Linked DNA regions of Homo sapiens: regions 1 and 3 are each linked to region 2. Evidence: read pairs that join two places in POLR2A ChIA-PET (ENCODE). Cell type or tissue: GM12878. All regions are shown on one strand. Region 1 overlaps LOC105376481 (a long non-coding RNA gene). Region 2 overlaps LOC105376481 (a long non-coding RNA gene). Region 3 overlaps LOC105376481 (a long non-coding RNA gene).

What was found. Peaks named below come from ENCODE experiments on the same cell type or tissue, not always from the same donor. Only the 100,000 strongest peaks of a DNase experiment are listed, where the experiment ranks them.
Region 1: POLR2A ChIA-PET joins it to region 2 with 8 read pairs; 8 of 35 experiments call an interaction of 5 or more read pairs at or near these places.
Region 3: POLR2A ChIA-PET joins it to region 2 with 6 read pairs; 4 of 35 experiments call an interaction of 5 or more read pairs at or near these places.

Annotation. Positions count from the first base shown.
Region 1 is chr10:31,036,043-31,038,542 of GRCh38, forward strand. All of the region lies in intron 1 of LOC105376481 (a long non-coding RNA gene), which reads left to right. Among named protein-coding and RNA genes, the nearest start is that of ZNF438, 5.4 kb to the left of the region's middle. In GM12878, no CTCF peak of the experiment used is centred here; no DNase peak of the experiment used is centred here.
Region 2 is chr10:31,090,065-31,092,564 of GRCh38, forward strand. All of the region lies in intron 1 of LOC105376481 (a long non-coding RNA gene), which reads left to right. Among named protein-coding and RNA genes, the nearest start is that of ZNF438, 59 kb to the left of the region's middle. RefSeq lists an enhancer at 1,103-1,292. In GM12878, no CTCF peak of the experiment used is centred here; a DNase peak (open chromatin) is centred at 987.
Region 3 is chr10:31,151,758-31,154,257 of GRCh38, forward strand. All of the region lies in intron 2 of LOC105376481 (a long non-coding RNA gene), which reads left to right. Among named protein-coding and RNA genes, the nearest start is that of LINC02664, 35 kb to the right of the region's middle. In GM12878, no CTCF peak of the experiment used is centred here; no DNase peak of the experiment used is centred here.

The sequences.
Region 1 (2,500 bases), 54 kb before region 2:
AACTTCTGCAAGCCTCAAATGGGGTTAGACTTACTAAATATTACTTATTTATTTTTGAGACAGGCTCTTGCCCAGGCTGGAGTACAATGGAAAGACCATAGCTCACTATAACCTTGAACTCCTAGGCTCAAGGGATTCTCCCACCTCAACCTCCTGAGTAGCTGGGACTGCAGGCATGCACAACCACATCTGGTTATTTTTACTTTTCATAGAGATGACATCTGGCTGTGTTTCCCAGACTGGTCTCGAACTCCTAGCCTCAAGCAATCCTCTCGCCTGGGCCTCCCAGAGTGCTGGGATTACAGGCATGAGTCACTGCTCTGGGCCTCACTAAATGTTATCCTTGATGAATGTCCTAACAGGATGTTATCCCTCTGGTAACTCGGAAATCAGAGCAGGCCACCTGGAGCCTTATTTACATGAGGTCTCCTGAAAGACACTGACAGCCACTGGGGGATAGCAATTAATTCTCTTAAACAAAGGATGTTAGACAAAGGCTGTCCCCAACAAGAAGGGGTGGAGGGAAGCGAGGAGGGAAATGGAAAGACAAGGAACCTGTGTCCTTGTTCTGAGAAGCCCAGTTCTTGATTTGAGTACAGGGCCTGGAGCATGCTTCTGACTGTAAAACGGAAAGAACCAAACTGTCCTTGTGCGTGTATTGGGATTGGAGAACAGGGAAGAAGGTACAGGAGAAAAGATACCAAAAAGATTTCTGGCCAGGCACGGTGATCATGCCTGTAATCCCAGCACTTTGAGAGTCCTAGGCAGGCAGATAGCTTGAGACCGGGAGTTCAAGACCAGCCTGGGCAAACCCCATCTCTACAAAAAATACAAAAATTAGCCGGGCATGATGGTGTGCACCTGTGGTTCCAGTTACTTGGAAGGTGGAGGCAGGAGGATCACTTGAACCTAGGAAGGTTGAAGTTGCAGTGAGCCATAATTATGCCACTGCACTCCAGCCTGGGTGACAGAGTGACACTTTGTCTCAAAAAAAAAAAAAAAAAGATTTTTAATTCCTCAAGGGAAAAAAACCTCGCCAACTACATCAAGACATCATAGCAGACAGGCAGAATGTTCCAGAAACAGTCCTTTAGGCATTCTGTTCTTCCCTGGAATCTGCTTGCTTTCTTAGCCCTTGGCGAAGGTCTACTGATTCTTGGAGTTCAAATTCTATCATTAATTACCTCTGCTGATAACAGCCAGCCTTTACTAAACTGGTACTAGATCTAAGACGTCACAGAGCACTCCATATGAAATCTTTTAATCTTCACAACTCTATGAGGTAGCTACTATTATTATCTTATTTTGCATATGAGGGAAAAAAGTGAGACCCAAAGCCATGGGTCACTGCTGTGGACTGAATGGTGTCTCTTCTGCCCCCAACCCCCCAGTTTGTGTGTTGAAGTCCTAACTCCCAGTGTGACTGGATTTGGAGACAGAGTTTTTAGAAGGTCCTATGCTTTAGATATTGGTGTCCCCTCCCAAATGTGTGTTGAAACTCAATAACCAATGTAATAGCATTAAGAGGAGCCACCTTTAGGAGATGATTAAGTCATGAGGGTGGAGCCCTTGTGAATGGGATTAGGTGCCTTATCAAAAGGCATGATAGAGGGAGTTCATCCTTTCTTGTCTGCCATGTGAGGACACAGTGTTTCTCCCCTCTGGAGGATGCAACATCATGGCACCATCTTGGAAGCAGAGAGCAGCCCTCACCAGACAAGGCAGTCTGCTGCTGCCTTGATCTTAGACTTCCCAGCCTCCAGAACTGTGTCTAAGTAAATTTGTTTATAAATTACCTATAGTATTTTATTATAGTAAGACAAATGAACTAAGGAGGTGAGATTAAATAAGGTCATAAGGACGAGGCCCTAATCCAATAGGATTGGTGTTCTTATAAGAAAAAGAGGAAGCAGAGTTCTCTCTCGCCACAATGTGAGGACACAGTGAGAAGGCACTCATCTGCAAGCCAGGAAGAAGGCCTTCAGCAAGGAACCAAATCTGCAAGATCTTGATTGATATTGAACTTTTCAGCCTCTAGAACTGTAAGAAAATAAATTCCATTGTTTAAGCCTCAGCCCAAGCGTACTAAGATAGTTACATTGCTTAAAGTAATCTGACTCCCCCTTACAAACTTTACTGTATCTCCCTGCTTTGCCCAGGTGGTCAGATCATTTCTTCTCCCTGTTCTTCAACACAACTTCTCCTATAACGCATACAGTATTTCTTCACTTAAACACACTTATTTTTTTAACATTGAAGTATCTCTGAAATTAGAATTCATCTTGAAATTGAAGAATATCATAGTTTAATTTTAGGAGGTAAAAAAAACTAATGGTTTCTTATAATTGGTAGCACCTTAGATTGAGTAACACATATTATAATTGTTTATGCTTCTTTTGCCCCCCCTCAGCTATGAATCCTTTGAAGACAGACACCGATTTACTCAACTTTGTGTTCTTAATACCAAGCACAGTTTCTGGCACAATAAAAAGGAATTTTA
Region 2 (2,500 bases):
CCACTTTAAGGTTGCTCCATATTCTACCATGTGGTATATTCCTTAATTTATGTGCCCTGCCCTCTATTCATGGACATTTGGGTCATTCTGATTTTTCCCAAACATAAACAGCGCTGCAGGAAATCTTTTTGTGCATACATCCTTTCATACTTTTGTGATTTTCCCTTTAGAGTAATAAACCAAGTTTTGATAAGTGTCAGGTTGCAGGCATTTTGAGACGATACACTTTGGTTGGTTGTGCCTGGAGTGCCACCATTTCAGAATGCCAGGGACTAAAACTTTACCAGTCAGTCAGCTGTGGGAGAAGTGACAATATCCTGTGAACACTGAGGGCCTAACAGGAACATGCCCTGCCTGGAAGAGAGTCATCTCTTATTGGAGTAGATTGAAGGGGAAAATTGTGGGCAGGGCAAGACTGACTGTTCATCCATCCATCCATCCATCCATCCATCCATCCATCCATCCATTCCATAATGTTACTCCGTGTAAGCCACTGGGCTAAGTGATGATGTAGAAATCACCCCTGCCCTCTGGAAGATTACTGTACCTTGTAGGCCAGGCTAAGGAGTTTGAACTTTATCTCAAGATGTCTTTCATTTTGTTTTTTAATCCCTAAAGCACTAATTAAAAGGTTTTAAGCAGAGAAGTGTCATAATCAGATTGAGTTTGTCTGAACCAAAATGCTTGACAATTGATAAAGTTGATGGGTGGCAGGAATAGGAGTCCACCTTTTGGAACCATCCGTCTGAAGAGAGGGGATCTTCTCTGAAAGTTACGTTTAGCCAAAGCTTTTGAATCAACTGCACTATATTGAAAAGCATTGCTGAGACCTTGTTAGAAAACAGCTTGGAATCCACAAAGTTTGGGTGCAGCTGACCTGGGTCTGTCAAGCGAGAAAAATGAAACTCCCACATCAACAGCAGAATTCAACTGCCAAGATGTCCCTTATCTTTGTTCTGTGGTTAGCTCAGCCTCAGAACCCCTGGTCCTTGGCCTTGGTATATGCAGTTTCTCTGATTGAGAAGAGAAACTACTAGAAGAAGATGCCTAGATGACTCTTCCTGCTTTTAGCATACCTGACTCAGGCTGATTATTAAGTCTTGGCTGCAATGTCATTTACTCCAGGAAACCACCTAGATTAGGTCAAGAGGTGTTGCCAGGTGCTTCCATGGCTCAGTACATCTGCTGTCACCAATTACTTAGCACATTTTCAGAAAATTGCTTGAAGGGCCACCACCATAAGGTGGTACAGGCCATGCGTTGTTGGGGAGGCACCATTTAGACCACATTCTATGTGAATAATGTCCCCTGAAGTTGGGCAGTGCACAGCCTGCACAACTGTACATTTCCACCTTGACTGCTTATTTTATTTTATTTTTATTTTTTGAGATGGAGTTTCACTCTGTCACCCAGGCTGGAGTGCAGTGGCACCATCTCGGCTCACTGCAACCTCCACCCCTTGGGTTCAAGTGATTCTCCCATCTCAGCCTCCCGAGTAGCTGGGATTACAGGCACCCACCACCACACCTGGCTAATTTTTGTATTTTTTTAAGCAGAGATGGGGTTTCACCATGTTGGCCAGGTTGGTCTCGAACCCCTGATCTCAGGTGATCCGCCTGCCTCGGCCTCCCAAAGTGCTGGGATTACAGGCATGAGCCACCTTGCCCAGCCTGCTTATTTTATTGTATGTCTTCCCCATTAGACTGTCAACTCCAGAAGGAGTGGGACCATATCTTTCTTGCTTATGATTCTATTCCCTATACCTAGCACTATTGCTATAAGTAACTATTAGGTGATTAATATTTTATTTATTTATTTGTTTATTTATATATTTATTTATTTATTTATTTATTTATTTATTTATTTATTTATTGGAGACAGGGTCTTGCTGTTTCACCTAGGCTGGAGTGCAGTGGTGCTATCATAGCTCACTGAAACCTCGTACTCCCGGGCTCAAGCTATCCTCCCGCCTCAGCCTTTCAAGTAGCTGGAACTACAGGTGTGTGTCACCATACCCAGTTAATTAAAAAAATTTTATGTAGAGATGGGGTTTCACTCTGTTGCCCAAGCTGGTCTCAAGCTTCGGGCATCCAGTAATCCTCCCTCCTCAGCCTCCTACAGTGCTGAGATTACAGGTGTGGGCCACCGAACCTGGCCAACATTTTTCCTTGCTGATACCTACAGTGGTGAAATTTGTGACCTTCACACTCGGATTTATCATACCTAAATGTTTTCAAGGCAATGTGTTTTAATTAGATTTAAATTAGTATGCTCCTCAGTGGATCTTCCCATCTGTGTTTTATATGCTGCTGTGTTAACAGGAAAAGACTCCCCCCACCCCCCGCCATTTCCCAATAACATTTCACAAATTACTCGCTAGAAGGGCAAGCCTTACAATTGCAGGAACATGAACTAAGACCGGTTTTTAGGGCTCAACAACCTATTGACAGGGGATGAAAGGAGAAATTTCTCTCTTGAGGTAGTGCAGGAATAATCAAAT
Region 3 (2,500 bases), 62 kb after region 2:
ATACATATATAATTTTTTTTTTGAGATGGAGTTTCGCTCCTGTTGCCCAGGTTGGAGTGCAATGGCACTATCTCAGCTCATGACAATCTTTGCCTCCCAGGTCCAAACAATTCTCCTGCCTCAGCCTCCCAAGTAGCTGGGACTACAGGCAGGCACCACCATGCCTGGCTAATTTTGTATTTTTAGTAGAAACAGGATTTCTCCATGTTGGTCAGTCTAGTCTCAAACTCCCGACCTCAGGTGATCCGCCCACCTCGGCCTCCCAAAGTGCTGGGATTATAGACGTGAGCCACTGCACCCAGCCTAAAAAATATATATTGAAGGAGCACAAGGGCAGATTTCTTACATTCATATATTGTGTAATGAAGTAACGAAGTCTGGACTTTTAGTGTATCCATCCCACCTGAATAGTGAACATTGTACCCAACAGGTAATTTGTCAACCAATAAGAAGACAGTTTGAGATGCCAAGTGGAAAGCCACCTCTTGGAGATTACTAGATTCCATCTTTACTGTCAGTTCTTGGGGAGCCCAGGGAGCTCACATGGGTATCAGATGGGATTTTACTCCACACAACTGCATAGCAATTGTGAGAAGCTCAGGCAATACCAGATCTAGAGCTCCATATTCAATTAGGCAGGTATTTTATCAAATGTCAGTGTACAAGTCAGTTTTCTTCCTTCCCTTCAGAATTGCTTTTTCTAATTTCATTATGTCCCTAGCCTTGGCACTAAGACCAATTAGAAGAGAATAAAGATAATGTCTGGGAGTGTGTGGGCTGAACAGATAAAAGCTGTCACTTGCAGATCACAGTGGAGCTTTCCTGCAGGAGTGACTCTCCTGAATCCAAACCACTTGGAGCTTATCTATAGGCTGCCTTGACTTTCCAGGACAGCTGATAGACCTGCTTCAGTCTGATTTGCAAAAGTATGCAATGATTTTCAGCTATGACCTTGACTTGTCTCTTCCTGTCTCTCCAAGCAGGCCACTCTCCAAATGCAGTTTAGTTCCATTGACCAAAGATGTTAGAAGCAAGCTCTGGGCTCAGACCTGTCATTGGGTCCTGTCTCCTTGCCCCTCAGGATGGAGGAATTCTGTGCCAAGATTTTATCTTTGCTGATCTTGGCACATTCTGACATCCTGCATGTGTGGGCCCCAGACGATCCCCAACTGTGTCCAGCTGGATAGATGTCACCAGGGAAAACCTCTCATCACAGCAGGTCACTTCCTTTCTCAGGCTACAGCCACCAGAGCTGGGTCAACTGGGGCTAGGAAAAGTAGGCCAACACAGAACTGGCTGGAGAAGGAAATCATGCAGGGCTTATTTAGAAGTGTCTATGATCCACAATGAGATTGATACCTCATCTCTGTGTAGGGAGATTTTGGAATGATCTCCATTTCCCTTCTAATTCTGAAGGCTGTGTACTGTGGTTCCAACCACGTAATTCACCCAAATTAGCACTGATGAACTAGCTTTTCACACACAAATATCTTTTCCAAGCATCAGCGTATTTTTATTTTGTGTCTCCAAATATTGCCAACGATGTGTGCCCAGGGTGTGGATATAGCAGGGCCGAACTTGGGTTGCCATCTGCACGAGGAGATGTTCCTCATATGTGCTCCTTCGCCAGTTTGCTGCCTGAAATCCTTGAACGGGAAACTGAATCTTTAATTCTACCATCTGATATAAGAACTCTATGCCAATGTGATGGGAGAAGATGCTCATTGAAAATTTCCCACCAAGATTTCAATGAATCATACAGATTCTTGCCTGAAGCTAAGCTTTGTAGGCAGTTGATATTGGGGATGGGGAAGGATGGTTGAAGCAGGAGGTCCTGGGGTCCCTGACACGGAAGAAGGTGCCTGGAAGTGCACTAAAAGGAGCATATAGAGAAAAGGAGGACAATTTCACCCACTCCACAAAGTGCTGAGTCTCTCAGTTGATGATTCTCCTGTCAGCAGAGTCTGCCTGTGGGCCAGGCATCTTGGAAGGAGAGAGGCTGCTTTGCTCCTCTCAGGCCACGATGCAGAGGCTTAGCCTCCCAAGCTTCCTTGGGCACCAAGACTAGCAGCACCCAGAGCTGGGTTTATGTTTGGTTCACCCTGAACTGCACTGACTCACCCCCAGCAGAACTGGGAGGAGCTGACCTCGTCGTGAGGCCTAGTTCTCATTCACCTGGTTATAGGCGCAGTGACTCGGCCCTGTGGTGTTCAAGCCTTCGCCAATGATGCACCTTCATGGGCAGGAATCCATGGGCCCACCCGGGTCTCCGTCTTAGTTCATTTGTGTTGCTATAAAGGAATACCTGAGGCTGGGCAATTTGTAAAGAAAAGAGGTTTATTTCACTTACAGTTCTTCTGGCTGTACAGAAAGCATGGTGCTGGCATCTATATCTGGGGAGGGCCTCAGGCTGCTTCCACTCATGGCAGAGGGTGAAGGGGAGGTGAAAGGGACCTGATGTGTAGAGATCATGTGGCAAGAGACAGGAAGAGGCCGAGCT